Regions from separate parts of the Homo sapiens genome. Here region 2 is linked to region 1. The links are chromatin contacts, found by POLR2A ChIA-PET in ENCODE. All regions are on one chromosome and are shown on one strand. The core of a region is the stretch at or near the end of the contact, and the rest is flanking DNA. Distances in the headings are between cores, read along the strand shown.

Evidence for each region. ChIA-PET counts read pairs that join two places held with the same protein, here RNA polymerase II (POLR2A).
Region 2: POLR2A ChIA-PET joins it to region 1 with 14 read pairs in endothelial cell of umbilical vein. The contact joins the promoter of SP8 here to the promoter of GNA12 in region 1. POLR2A ChIA-PET finds 5 or more read pairs at or near these places in 2 of 52 experiments (BJ and endothelial cell of umbilical vein).

The regions. Positions count from the first base shown.
Region 1 is chr7:2,839,994-2,847,381 of GRCh38, forward strand. GNA12 (G protein subunit alpha 12) reads right to left here and starts at 4,315. Exons shown (of 4, transcript NM_007353.3): 1 at 3,860-4,315. The coding sequence starts at 4,168. RefSeq lists enhancers at 3,622-4,439, 4,402-4,696, 4,679-4,808 and silencers at 3,789-3,838, 4,179-4,508.
Region 2 is chr7:20,783,059-20,790,446 of GRCh38, forward strand. It overlaps SP8 (Sp8 transcription factor), which reads right to left and starts at 3,828. Exons shown (of 2, transcript NM_182700.6): 1 at 3,720-3,828; 2 at 1-2,737. The coding sequence starts at 3,740. The coding sequence ends at 1,232. RefSeq lists an enhancer at 206-866.

The sequences.
Region 1 (7,388 bases), core at 3,065-5,564:
TCAAAACAACAACAGAATAGATTATTCACTGCCAGGGTCTGGGACAGGAAGGGGAGAGAGTGGCTACAAAAGAGCAACATGAAGGGTCCTTCTCTGATGGAAAGGCTCTGTATCGTGACTGTATCGACGTCAATATCCTGGTTGTAAGATTGTGCTATCTAGTTCTACAGAACATAATCACTGAGGGAAAGCTGGCAGAGGGTATGTGGGATCTCTACTATTTCTTACAACTGCATAGGACTCCAGAATTATCTCAAAATCAAAAGTTTAATTTTTAAAAAAGGCATGTTTAGTTCCTAGCTCTGCCATCTGCTAATTAGGTAGCTGACTTTGAACAGATTTTAATGTCTCTATCCTCAATTTCCTCATTCACTAAATGAGGTAATACCATCTGAAGCATTATGAAAATTCAACACCATATTTGAAAGGATCAGGCACGATGTGTACAGCACACAGTCCGTGCTCTAGAAGGAGCCTGTCAACACTAACCCTCTATATAGCCACAAGTATTATTCTAAATGGTATCATTCAAATGTCCAGTACTAAAGGCACTGCAGAGCAATTTATTTAAAGTCCCTTCCCTGGCCAAGTTTAGTATTTCACACATGTAATCCCAGCACTTTGGGAGGCTGAGGCAGGTGGTTCGCTTGAGTTCAAGAGCTCAAGACCAGCCTGGGCAACATAGTGAGACCCCATCTCTACAAAAATGAGCTGGGTGTGGTGGTACACACCTACAGTCCCAGCTACTTGGGAGGCTGAGGTGGGAGGATTGCTTGAGCCCACGAGGCGACGCAAGGCCACAGTGAGCCATAATCCTGCCACTGCACTCCAGCCTGGGTGACAGAATGAGACTCTGTCTCAAAAAATAAAAATAAAAAAATAAAATAGTCTCTTCTCAAAGTGATCTGTTCGAATAAAAATGCGGGGGTGGGGGCTGAAGAGGAGGAAACGATTTTTGGTTTTAAATTGAAAGATGAATTTCTAACTTGTTATTGAAATGGTCACGACACATGAAGTGAGTTTAATATGGAACTATAATTAGTAAAAAACAAAGCTGGAAAGAAGAACTAGGATACCAGTTAACACATTTTGTTTCTGCTGATAAGAAAGTCAGTGGAAGTTAGTGTTTCTATGCATCAGGAGGTTGAGTTTTCTTTTTTTCTTTTTCTTTTTTTTGAGACGGAGTCTCGCTGAGTTGCCCAGGCTAAAGTGCAGTGGTGCGATCTCGGCTCACTGCAAGCTCCGCCTCCCGGGTTCACCCCATTCTCCTGCCAGGAGGTTGAGTTTTCTAACACGCACTTCATACAGGGATTTAGATTTCAGATTCTATGTTTCCAAATACTTTCTCCATCTACTGAGTTGGAAGAAACTAGAGACAGTCAAACTGCTATACTTTTATGCCTGCCTGGTTCTGAGGTCTGGGCAAGCAGCAACAATAAAATCAGGATCTTTAACAGAGAAGTTACAGGGCAGGCCCTGAGACAGCCAAATGCACTTGAACACAGACGCTCCCAGTGAGCTAAGCTGGGCACCTAGTCTTCAAAGTTCACGAAGTATCTGACCAGAGCTCTGACGCACCGAGAGGCTTGGAAAGAGGTAAAATGAAAAAGGGTGTTTTATCAAATTATTTTCTTCCCTTCACAATCCTAAAGGAGCTCTATTAAAATGAAACATTTCCATGAGAAGTATGTCAAGTGCGAATACTGGCCTGGAAGTCTGGAGGCCAGGATTCCAGCACAGAGACCCCAGGAAGGAGTCACTTCATCTCTAGGGCTGAGGCAGGAGTCCTTATGGGTAAGTGATACAAATGTACCCGATAGGTTTCTACGGGGCTTTGCTAAATTTAAAATCTCCCAGGCACCATAAAACCTAGTCTCCAGGCAGGTTTTCTGGCATGGCAAACTTCTCTCCGACTCTGCTTTGAGATGATTGTCCTCGCCTCTAACTTGGTTTCCCCAAAATGGGCTGGGGAAAAAGTGGTGAGGGGACAAGGAAAGGGTAGAGAGGTAGGGAGGGAGGGAGAAAGGAAGGGAGGAAGGAAGAAAAGAAAAAAGGAAGGAAGGTAGAAAGAAAGGAAGAAAAGGAAGGCGGGAAGGAAAGGAAGGAAAGGAAGGAAGGGAAGGGAGGAAGAAAAGAAAGGAAGGAAAGAAAAGAAGGAAAGGAAGGAAGGAAAAAGGGAGGGAGGACAAAGGACGCTATCTAGGTGTAAGCAAGGCTGCACTGTTCCCTCATCATCAGTTTCCTCCAGATCTTCCTTGAGGCCCTTTAACACAGGCTCACGGTACTGAGAGACTGGAACCCCGACTTTATCAACTCTATGGTTCTTTTATTTTTTTTCACTGCCACTCAGGCTGGAGTGCAGTGGCCCAAACATGGCTCACTGCAGCCTCAACCTCCCAGGCTCAACCAATTCTCCTACCTCAGCCGCTCAAGCAACTGGGACTACAGGTGCATTCCACCATGCCCAACTAATGTGTTCATTTTTGTGGCACTGAGGTCTTGCTGTGTTGCCCAGGTTGGTCTCAAACTTCTGGCCTCAAGTGATCCTCCTGCCTCAGCTTCCCAAAGTGCAGGGATTACAGGCACGAGCCATCACACCTGGCCGACTTCTACAGCTTCTTTCACAAATATGGCGAAGAGAAAAAAGGAAGCAAGAGACAGGAGAATCTGGAGATTCATTGCAATGCATGTCGAGTCACACAAAACAATTATGCCACAATGGAGGAATTCTGAACACTGGATATCTGGTGATAATGAGCTATTACTAATGTTTAGGTTTGCTAATGGTACTGCGGTTGTGTTTTTACATGGAGGCCTCATCTTTTAGCCACTCATATACATCCTAAAACGTTTCCTAATCCAACTACACAAAGTTGGATTTGCTTGGAGACCATGGGGAGGGCACAGGTGAATAGGATTGGCACAGAATTGATGACTGCTTTAGTTGGGCTGTAGGTACTTTACAGTCAATCTACTATTTTCTCTACTTTTGTATACATTTGAAGTTTTCGTATTAGAAAGTGTGGCTCACACCTGTAATCTCAGCACTTTGGGAGGCCCAGGTGGGAGGATGGCTTGAGACCAGCCTGGGCAAGAGAGTGAGAGCCTTTCTAAAAAAACAGAAAAGTAAAAAGAGACTCATGGCTGGTTCCCGTCCAGTCTCCACTGCTCTTCTTCTAAGCTCAGCCGGAGGGCACGGCCGGTTGGGCTCCTATCCCACAAATCTTCCAGTGGGAAATGGACAGATACCATTCTGCTAGGGCACATCCAGGAGGGGGCTAAGTGCCAAGCCCCCACTCCCCATCCCCAGAAGCTGGCCCGAGTTCCCACTCCCACGGTCCCCAGGCACCCTAGAGAGGGCAGAGGCAGACCGGGCGCCATGACTCATGCCTATAATCCCAGCACTTGAGGGAGACCAAGGCAGGAGGATCACTTGAGGCCAGGAGACTGAGACCAGCCTGGGCAACACAGCAAGACCCCATCTCTACAAAAAAAAACTTAAAAATTAGCTGGGCTGGTGGTGCGCGCCTGTAATCCCACTACTTCGGGAGGCTAAGGAGGGAGTAGGGCTTGAGCCTGGGAGGTCGAGGCTGCAGTGAGCTGTGAGGGCGCCACTGCACTCAAGCCTGGGAAACACAGCGAGACCCCATCTCAAAAAGGGCGAGACGGGGTGGGGCAGAGACGACGCCAGCAGGCCTCGGGGAATGGGTCGGGGGGGAGTGGGGTGCAGGCGGGGCTGGATCCAGCATCCTCGCCCCAGGGGTCCCCGCCCGCGGCGGCGGACCACGGAGGGGCCCGGGGCGGGGGTTAGCGCCCCGGCCCACCTGGGTGCAGGTGCTGGGCGGGGGGCGCGCGTCACCTTGAGGATGTTGTCGAAGATGGTGTCGCGGAACTCCAGCAGCGCCTTCTGGTCGAACTCGCGGCCGTGGATGATGCGCATCTGCTTGAGGAACGTGGACTTGCCGCTCTCGCCCGCGCCCAGCAGCAGGATCTTCACCAGGCGCCGGACCGCGCGCCGCTCGCGGGCCAGCAGCGCGTCGATGTCGCGGCTACGCCTCCGGGCCTCGCGCTCCGCGTCGCGCGCGCCGCTGCCCGCCCTGCGCTCGCGGGCCCCGCCGGCCTCGGCCGGCAGCAGGCAGCGGCTGAGGGTCCGCACCACCCCGGACATGGCCCCTCAGGCCGCGGCCGCGCCCCGCCGGCGCCCGGGGGCCATGGACGCTCCCGCCGGCGAGGGCGAGCCCGGGCCGAGGCACCGCCCCACGCCCCGCCGCTCGCCTCAGGCCGCGTCCGCCGCCGCCGCTGCAGTCGCTCCGAGGCCCGCACTCGTCGCCCGGCCGCCACTCGGGCCCGGCGGAGGGGCGGGCGGCGCCGCGTGAGGCCCGGCGGATTGGGCCGGCTGCCGTCCATCTGGCCGTGAGAGCCCTTCGATTGGCTCATCTCGCCAAGGGAGGCGGGCATCCCTTCCGGCCTCGGGGCGGGGTCGACGCCGAAAGAGGCGGGATCTTTGAGGTGAAGGCGCTTCTCATTGGACGCCCAGGCTGAGGTTCTTTCTTTCAGAATGAAAGGGAGGCGGGGTCGCCCGGGAGGCGGAGCGATCGTCCGCCATGGCCAATTATAATTGCTCTGAGTGGACATCAGACGTGCCCAACGGGCTTTGGATTGGGTGTTCGGGGGACGGGGCGTGACGAGAAGTGCCAGGTGTACAGAAAGATTCTCCCTTGGTTCCCAGATTGGGTCCGCCTGTGAGACCAGGACCTCGCGGAGTAGCCCAAAGGCTGGGAAATGCTGATAAGAGGTTCAGCTGCTCGTCGTATTCCCTCCGATGATCTTGTTTCTACACTATTTTCCTTCCAGAAACACTGGAGGGGGATGGGCCATAAATTTCAAACACATGCACCCTTTGAGAGTGGCATGGGCTTCTAGGAGGCTTTGCGAAAAGCTGACTAATCACTAAAATCACCAGAAGCTCCCCCAAAAGTCTTATGTCTCACAGTGATTGAGAGAGTGGGGTCTGGAGTTGCTGGGCCTGAGTTGGAATCTCCAGTCGACCAGTTACTAGGTGTACTAGTTGCATAACTTTTTTTAGCAGCTTTCCCCACCCCCCCCAACAAACCCTTTTGGATGTTCTTAGCTTCCGTTTCCTCATCTGTAAAACGGGGGTGTCATTGACGACATTGGTTATGGCTTGACATTGCTCAAATCGTCATGAAGATATAAACTGAGAACATGAACTTACCAAACACTTAGCACGTGAGCTAGCCCAAAATCAGCTCTTGATAGAGATCAGCTGATTACAGATTCTTGACTCTCCCAGATCTACTGAATCAGAACCTCCTAGAAGGAGCTCAGGTATCCCTTAAGATTAAAGGCGTGAGCCGCCGCGCCTGGCCCAGTGTGTAGTCTTTTATCTCTCGCCACCCCCCACCTTTTACCCTGAGTCCCCAAAGTCCAATCTCTGTGCGGTGTCTGTTAACTCTGCTGATTATTTCTTTTGCAGTGCCGAAGCTTTTTAGTTTAATTAAGTCCCATCTATTTATCTTTGTTTTTGTTGCATTTGCTTTTGGGTTCTTGGTCACAAAGTCTTTGCCTAAGCCAACGTCTAGAAGGATGTTTCCGATGTTATCTTCTAGAATGTTTATGGTTTCAGGTTGTAGATTTAAGTCTTTGATCTATCCTGAGTTGATTTTTGTATAACGTGAGAGACGAGGATCCAGTTTTATTCTTCTACATGTGGCTTGCCAATTATCTCAGCACCATTTGCTGAATAGGCTGTCCTTTCCCCACTTTGTTTTCATTTGCTTTGTTGAAGATCAGTTGGCTGTAAGTATTTGGCTTCATTTCTGGGTTCTCTATTATGTTCCATTGGTCTCTGTGCCTATTTTTATATTAGTACCATGCTGTTTTTGTGACGATAGCCTTATAGTATAGTTTGAAGTCAGGTAAAGTGATGCCTCCAGATTTGTTCTTTTTGCTTAGTCACAGATCTAAACTCCCCAGAAGGCTGGGCACGGTGACTCACAACTACAGTCCCAGCAGTTTGAGATGCTGAGGTGGGAGGATCACTTGAGCCCAGGAGGTCAAGGGTGCAGTGACCTATGATCGTGCCACTGTACTCCAGCCTGGACAACGGAGCAAGACCCTGTTTCAGAAACAAAACAAAACAAAAACCAACTCCCTGACAACCTTGAATGCACATAATATGTATTATTTGTCACTTGCTACAAATACTACAAATCATGCCATGAATTTGTATCACTTATGAGTCAAGATTTTGTAATCCTTGGAAAATGATTAGAAAGTCTTGCTTGTTTGTGGAAATGACCTCCCATAGGAGGCCAAATATGGCTGGGCACGGTGGCTCATGCCTGTAATCCCAGCACTTTGGGAGGCCAAGGCAGGCAGATTATCTAAGGTCAGGAGTTCAGGACCAGCCTGGCCAACATGGCGAAACCCTGTCGCTACTAAAAAATACAAAACTTGGTTGGGTGTGGTGGCGGGCGCCTGTAATCCCAGCTACTGGGGAGGCTGAGATAGGAGAATTGATTGAACCCGGGAGGCGGAGGTTGCAGTGAGCCGAGATCGCACCATTGCACTCCAGCCTGGGCAACAAGAGCAAAACTCTGCCTCAAAAAAACAAAAAAAAAAAAACAAAAACGGGAAGGCCAAATACTAGGTCTGGCATGGTAGCTCACACCATGTAATCCCAGCACTTTGTGAGGCTGTAATCCCAGCACTTTGTGAGGCTGAGGTGGGCAGATCACTTGAGGCCAGGAGTTTGAGACCAGCCTGGCCAACATGGTGAAACCTCCATCTCTATTAGAAATACCAAAATGAGCCAGGCATGGTGGTGAACGCCTGTAATTCCAGTTACTTAGGAGGCTGAGGCATGAGAATTGCTTGATCCCAGGAGGCTGAAGTGGCAGTGAGCTGCGATCACACCACTGCACTCCAGCCTGGGCAACAGAGCAGGACTCTGTCTCAAAAAGAAAAAAAAAAAAGAAAAAAAAAAAAAAGGCCAAACACTAGTATTGAAATAGAAGGGAGGAGAAATTGGAGAATCCAAAGAAAGCAATGTTTCTGAGACAGAAATAGGGAATTTTGAATCACTAAAGAGTGGACTAGAATTCAGAACAGGTTTTTGGCTCATCCAGTTCACACAGGGTTTATTCCTCATTCAGTTTTAAGAAATTAAGAAAAACTGATTCACAAAACAGTTTCAGCAAGTGCTCCAGACAGCACTCACAACTAACTTTAAATCCTTATAAATAAGCCAGGTATGGTGGGAGGCTGAGGTGGGAGGGTTGCTTGAGTCCAGGAGTTTGAGGCTGCAGTGAGCTATGATTGTACCACTGCACACCAGCCTGAACAACAGAACAAGACTCTGTCTC
Region 2 (7,388 bases), core at 2,578-5,077, about 18 Mb after region 1:
CCCTCTTTTGGTATTTAAACTACAGCCTCGTCTGAAATAAACGATAGCTTCTTCACTTGTTTGTAAGTTTAAATCACACACAAAAAAGTTTAACCCTACGATCTTCATGAATTGAGAGAATTTACGAAATTGGTACTATACAATTGACGGCCGGACTAACAAAAAAGATTGGGAGGTTATGTTTGGGAGTGGTGAAAAAACGAGGTAGAAAAGGACAAACATGGAGATAGTTAATCTGGTCTCACCGGAAAGGAGTATTTTTGCATAAGAAAAAAGCACCTACCCTCACCCCCGCCCCCACCCCGTAAGTTAAGTTAATGCAGTCAAAGTAACTTTGGGATCAATATTAGCAGTTTCGAGAGAAAGATTGCTCCCCGTTAGAGGAAAAAACTATTATAGAAGGGAAACCAAATGGAAGGTTGCTATTTTCCCCCTAGTTTTTTTAAAAATAAAATATATGCTATAAAGATGAAAGAAAGCTGCTGCAGCGATTCGACAAGACTGCCCTTTGCTGAAACTTGCATCGGTTCCACCTCAGGGAACAAAGAAAAAGAGGCAGACTGACATTGGGAGATCTAAACTCTACAAACTCTGGGTCTCGGGCTGCCAAAAGTCACCCCCACCAAGCCCCGACAGCCTGAGTAGGACGTCCGGCGATGCCCAGGGGCCTGGCAGGGTGCTCCGAAGCCGAGGTGCTCAGTACAGCGGCTCTGGAACCAAGCAGCCGTCTGCCCGGGCGGCGCTGTTCTGCCCAGGCCTCCAGCCTCTCCCTCTCCACCGCTCCGCTCAGGCTTGTCAGCCGAGCCGCTCCTGCCCGCGCGAGGCCCGCTGTCTACCAGGCACTGGATTAGTCCAGCTCTACCTCCAGTGGCCGTTCCCTCTAAAAGTTACGCCCTTCACAACCTGGGGGGTGGAGGAGGGGAGGACAAGGAAGAGAGAACGAGAAATAAAGGCCCGACGAGGCGCGGGTTCCGGCTGCAACGGGTTCAGGCAGCGTTACCCGTGGAAAGGGAAAGCCAGGGCCCGGGACAGCGATGCGTGTTACTTACTTGTCCATATCCCCTTTACAAAGTTAAGTCACAGAAGGAAGAAGGAAGAGGGGCAGAAACAGAAAGAGACAGAGAGCGAGTCGGATGCAATAGGGAAAGGCTGGAGTTGAAGTCCGGACAGACAGGGCCCAAGAGGACTTGGTGGGAGGAGGTCGGGGAGAGGGGCGGGCGCAGGGTGGGCGTCACTCTAGGCCGTTGCGGTGCCCGGGCTCGGGGGGCTGCAGCAGCTCTGGGGAGTGGCAGGGCGGGCTGCCCGCGGCGCTGTGCTCGCTGTCGGTGTCGCTGCCCTTCTTGCCGCCGCTGCCCGAGCCCGCCGAGCCGCCGCCGCCGCCGCCGCCACTGTGCGTCTTCACGTGCTTGCTGAGGTGGTCGCTGCGCATGAAGCGCTTGTTGCAAACTGGACAGGCGAAGCGCTTCTCGCCGGTGTGGGTCCGCAGGTGCCGCTGCAGCTCGTCGGAGCGCGTGAAGCGCTTGCCGCAGAAAAGCCAGTTGCACACGAAGGGCCGCTCGCCCGTGTGCCAGCGCAGGTGCGCCTTGAGGTGCGAAGTCTTGCCGTACACCTTGCCGCAGCCCGGGATGTGGCAGCTGTGCAGGCCCTTGCGCCGCAAGCTCGCCCCGGCAGGGCCCAGCCGCTCTGCCTCCTGGCAGTTGGGGCAGTCGCAGGTGGCGCGGCCGGAGTAGCGGCGAGCTGAGGAGCGCGGGGAGCCCCCCAGCGGCGCCGAAGGCCCAGCGCTCAACATGGAGCCCCCCGCGCCGGCCAGCGGCGACGGGGCCGAGTCCGGGTAGGAGCCGGGTAGCACTGGCTTGAAGCCGTCCATGAGGTGCTGCCCGGCGGGGCTGAGCAGGTGCGAGGAGGCGCCGCTGCTGAAGGCCGAGTGACTCAGGCCCGAGTAATCCGAGTTGTAGCCTCCGAGCGGCGAGTGCAGCGAGGTTTGGAGCCCCCCGGCGGCAGGGTGCAGCGAGCCGGGCAGCGCAGCCGCGCTGTTCGGGTTCTGCACGTCGATCCAGCCGGCCCCCACGTCCCACCAGCTGGAGGCGCCGGCCGAGCCCACCTCGCCCGCAGCACCCAGGCCCGGGTGCGAGGGCTTAAACCACGACTCGTACGGGTGCGCCATGCCCACCCGCGGGTAGATGCCCTGCAGCCCGTCCACAGAGGTGTGCACCTTGGAGATGAACACCGGCTGGTGGGAGCCGTCCTGCGAGTGCGCGGAGGAGCCGCCGCCGCCGCCCCCGCCGCCGCCGCCGCTGCCCCCGGAAACTCCGGGGGCCTGGAAAACAGAGTAGTCGTTGGCGAAGGGCGAGCTGGAGGCGGCGGCTGCGGCGGCGGCGGCGGCGGCTGCGGCGCTGCTGGAGGTGAGGGAGAAGGCGCTGGAGCCAGGCGAGCCGCCGCAGCTGAACGAGTCGGACACCAGGGCCGCGGCAGCCGCGGCTGCTGCCGCGGCCGCCGCAGCCGCCGAGGACGAGCCGCCGTTCCTGGAGGCCCCGGACACGCCGAAGCTTGAGAGACTGGAACCCACTACGTTGCAGCTGGCGGAAGAAGAGGACGAGGAGCGTTTCCAGGGGTGGAAGCCTTTGCCGAAGGAAGAAGAGCTGTCCGAGAGGGAGGAGGGAGACGGGCTGGGGCTGCCTATCTTATTACAGGTAGCGGCAAGCATGGCCAGAGGAGTCGATCCCAACCTCGGTTCTTCCTGCGAGGAGGAGAGGAGAAGGAGTGGGGGAGGGGAGGTGGGCAAAGGGCCGGTGGGGGAGGAAAGGAAGAAATGTGCATCAGTCCTTCGGTAGCCTCCAAAGCGCCCCACTGCACCCCATCTCTCGCTGCGGCGCGCCGCCACCAACTCACCTGGCACCCCCAACAGCCCCGGCGCCCGGCCGCTTCCTACTCTACAGGAGGGGACAAGTTTGGCTGCCGGCGTCTGATTCGGGAGCAAGCACCACGCTAAAGAAGAGTTTGACAAGTATTCTCACCTAAAACAACACTCTCTTGCACACAAAGCCCCAGACACTTCGTAACAAACAAGCAAAAAGTCCAGATTGGAGAGGAAGGAAGTTTTCTTTGCCGAGAAGCCTGGGGGAAAACCATTGGATTGCTTTTAAGAGCGCTTCCCTGTAATCCGGAGAGCTTTGAAAAACCTGTTCGGGTCCCCAGAAACCCATCCTGGGTTGTTTCTCCCAGGCCAAAAGAAATCAAACTGTAGGGCTCACTCTTTCTTCCTGCTTTTCTTTCTTTCTTTTTTTAAAAGCATATCTACAGTAGTAAAAACGAGACGAGTTCAACGTACCTGCGAGACAAGGCGGGCTGCAGAATTTTTTTTTAAGGGTTAGGGGAAGAATCTGCACTTTGCCCAGAAGGAAAAACTTGCTCTCTTTACCCCCGAAATCGGTGCCTGTAAAATGGGCTGGACGCAGGTCTCCCGGGCAGGGAGCAGCGAGGCGCTGCGCGGTGGCTTGTCTAAATGCCCTTCGAACCTTTTCCTGCGCTGAAAAAAAGTGACTCTGCCCCCTTCTCCCCCTTTTTCTTTTCTCCAAACTCACTTGTATTTAAAGAAAAAAAAAAAAAGCTCTCAATAGAGAGACTGATAGCCCGTGGCCTGGCCGGGGCGACTTTAACCCCCTCCAATCGGCAATAAAAGGAAACTAATTAAACCAGCAAGAGAAAATCCTGAGACTCACCCCTAGAAGTGAAGTTGCCATCACACAAAAGTGCCCTCCTCCTCTCAGAGGATCTTTTTTATATTGATAAATCAGAGGCAGTGTTTTTTTTAGAGGTGTGCAATACAATGATCAGTTCCGCCCATTCCACCACAATTGTAGCTCCCTCTCCGGCTTTGAAGTGCCGCGGAGGCGCGGCCAGCCAATCTGCGGCCTCGCCGGGCCGCGCGGCGCGCGCGCCGTGAGGTCATCGGCGCCGCCGCCTGCCGCCGTGGTGGAAGGGGGAGTGGGAGCGGAGGGGGCGGGGGCGGCTGCGTGTGTTACAAAGCGCAAAGCGCGCGCTCGCGTGTATGAGTGTGTGTGTAACAATGTAACTGTGTGCGAGTGTGACCAGGCGTAGGAGAGGACAGTGCGGAGACTGGAGGGAGGGGGGATGGGGGTGTGACACCGTAACAGTGACAGTGTGGTAAAGGCGGGGAGTGGAGAGAGTGCAGAAAAGGGAGGGTTGTGTGATAAGATAACTGCGTGTGCGACAAAGCGGGGTAGAGGGACAGAGCAGTTAAGTGTTGGGAAGGGTGTGAGTGTACGGTAGTGTAACTGACAAACCTAGGGAGGGAAGAGGGACTCAACTGGGTGGGGGGTGAGTGTGTTTGGTGTTGGGGGAGAAGGAGGGCTGTGAACATGTGTATTTGTGCGACAGAGAAGAGGGAAGGGTGTGTGTGGGCGCTTGTGTTGTGTGCGCGCACCAAAGCTGGTAGTGGGGAATGGGAACAATGCAATAAAGTGTGTGTTTGTAAGAGAGAGACTGTCGAGCTGAAGAGAGAAACCGACTAAGTTGATGGAGGCTGAGTGAATAAATATTCACAAACGCTGCCCCTGTCGCCAACTTCCTTTGGCTCCTTGTACCTAAAATCTTGAGTGATTTTTTTTTCTTAACTTGGTAAACAGCGTCACTACATTTTTGAAGAAGATCTTTAAACCCACCTTTTCTTTCCCGGCTCTCCAACGAAATAGTAGAAAGGTTGAGAGGCTAAGGGTTATTTTTAGGGATGCGTTGGGACGTGGATGCGCGCCTGCGCGCCCATGAGTTGTTTCTTTGATGCCGTGGCTTTTTTTTTTTTTTTTTTTTTTTTTTTCCCTGAGGTGGAATTCTGCTTTAGAAGTGCACGTCTCACTCTAGGGGAGGAGGTGTGTGTGTCCCGTGGTGTTGAGTAAATTTCAATACAAAAGGATTAGATAGAGAAGAGAGTAAGCGAGGGTCGTTTTTTCTTTGGGTAAGAAATTGAAGAGCGTTTTACGGAATTTAGAAATTTTCACAGAAAACCTCACTGCCTCTTTCTGAGAAAAGAATCAGGACTTTGATCGAAATATATGGGTTCTATTTATCTAAGAATAGAGAGGAGCTTTTGACAAATCTTGGACATTTATCCAGGCGTCAGTGTCTAATGGCGATTGGGCCAGAGATCTGTCTATGAGTGTGTGTGCATGTTAATAGATACACTTAGTTCAAATTCGGTGGGGTTTAGTCATTTGCTTGCCATTTGTGTTATTAGTTGCCTTCAGAAATGCCATTACAATTTCACTGCCACCACAAGGGAACTTAAACCGCAGAAAGCACAACACCAGTGTAGCAAAAAGTCCAGTCTTTGTAGCCCTATTGAATATTCATAAGTTATAAAAACAGTTCATATTTTTAACCAGTTACAAGTGCTCTCAGAAGTCTAATTTTAAAATGGAATTAACTAAAATGTGACTAGCTGGGCGAACTGTTTTGTTTTGACTGGGAAAACATTTTTATTTTACTGTTGTGTTTGAACCCCCCTCAAGGATTTCACAGCTTCTAGGGATGTCAAAAAATCTTCCTAGGGTTTACAAAATTTCGAAGTCAAGTTGTATCGTGTAAATTTCATTGAGCAGAGTTGAAACTGATGTTTGTGGTGTGAGAGTGTACATTTCTGACCCTTTTTTAAACGCTGTGGGGATATTGACTGTACATCATATCTATTGATTAAGGGGGTAAGGTATACTCTCATACTTTGAAGTAAGTGTGAAGTAAATTAATGAACTGCTTTCTTTCTCTGAGGGCTGACGCTTACCATAAATGTCGTGTTTCTCCCTGCAAGCCGCTCTGAATGATTTTAGCGTGTTGAGAAGGCGTGACAGGCCAGCCCAGAAGGAGGAAGGGGTGGGGGAAGGAGGGTACTCCGTTTAACAAATAAAAGAGAATTAACTTCATTGCTTTGGTCTCCTTCTTTAATGATATTCATTTTAAGGGCCTAATATACAGTTGTTCAGATTTGGGGTTTAATTCTAATCAATACCATCATCCTCAAAGGTGGAGAAAAACAGCTTTGAGGGGAGGCTCCCATCTATGAATAGTTATTTATTTTATCTTTTTATCCTCCTATCTTCTGGAAGGAAGTGAGGCAGGACTATTAAAAAGTTAAATGCTGATACTGAGAGTAAACAGAGGCGTTAACACTGTTTCCTCAAAAATGCCAGGAATTAGAAAAACCCAGCGTCATGTGACTGCAGTTTTGAGCTACCTAATTCTAAGATTTTTCAAGTGTATAAATTAACTTTAGAATCATATGTCATTCTTCCTATAAGTCACAACGTTGGTGTGGATTTAATGAAAATACTGGATTCTTCAGTTTGTGTAAGATTGGCTTGCAGCATTTGGGGATTTCCACAAAGGTGTGTATGTGCAACTTTCTTCATTATATATATGTATATATATTTTTTATTAGAAATATATGTATATTCCACTTACTTTCATATAAAAAGTGAGCTATTTCTTTCATAGTAGCATTGGTCAAAGGGCATTTTTTTCTTGTACCACCCTTCTTTCACTCCCTCCCCAAAAGAAATGGCTAGTGTTTGTGACATGAGGCATAAGGCAGCTGTGTTAAAAAGAAAAGACAAAGAGAATTATATAATTGACCAAAAATTTTAGCAGTCATAATTTTGCATCTAAATATGCTTGAAACTAGACTTAATGACAGCTCTTTCTCCACTTTGGAGAAGTGACCCAATCATTCTTAAATCCTGTCCCATAGGAGAGAACATCTGTAATCCATTGTTGATATAGCCTGCCTGGCAAAGCATTTCAGGGTGCATACACTTCGGTTTAACTTTTACGATATTGATTATTACTCTTGAGTATTATATTGTGATAATATAGATGTTTGAAAAAGAGGGGGAAGAAAAATAGGAAGTACAGGCTTTCTAACATTAATTAAAAGTTTCTCCACCCCATATGAAGTTTAATGTGCTGGCAGGAAGAGGGGTAGATGGATATTCTGCTGTTTCTTGCAAACCTGTGGGATCCACTATCAATAAAGCTAAAATCTATTAGCATTCTGTATGCATCTGCAGCATAAATTTCATTTGAATTTCAAATTTAATAAACTAGGAGGTTTTTAATCATCCCTGGTTTTATTTGTTTGATATTAACATGCTTATTGACCGGGTCTGGTGACCAGTTTGATCATTACAGGACAGCAAAAAGTTAATTAAAACGACCACAGCCCCTTAATCATATCATCTGTCTCATCCATGTCGCTCTCTTTATTACCGGTGATGATGGATAGTCTCCCAGATTAATTTCTCTGTTTCTTCGATTTGGACAACAGCTTTTGGGACCTAATTTACATCCTGGGAACAACTTGCTCAAGTATATCTAACACC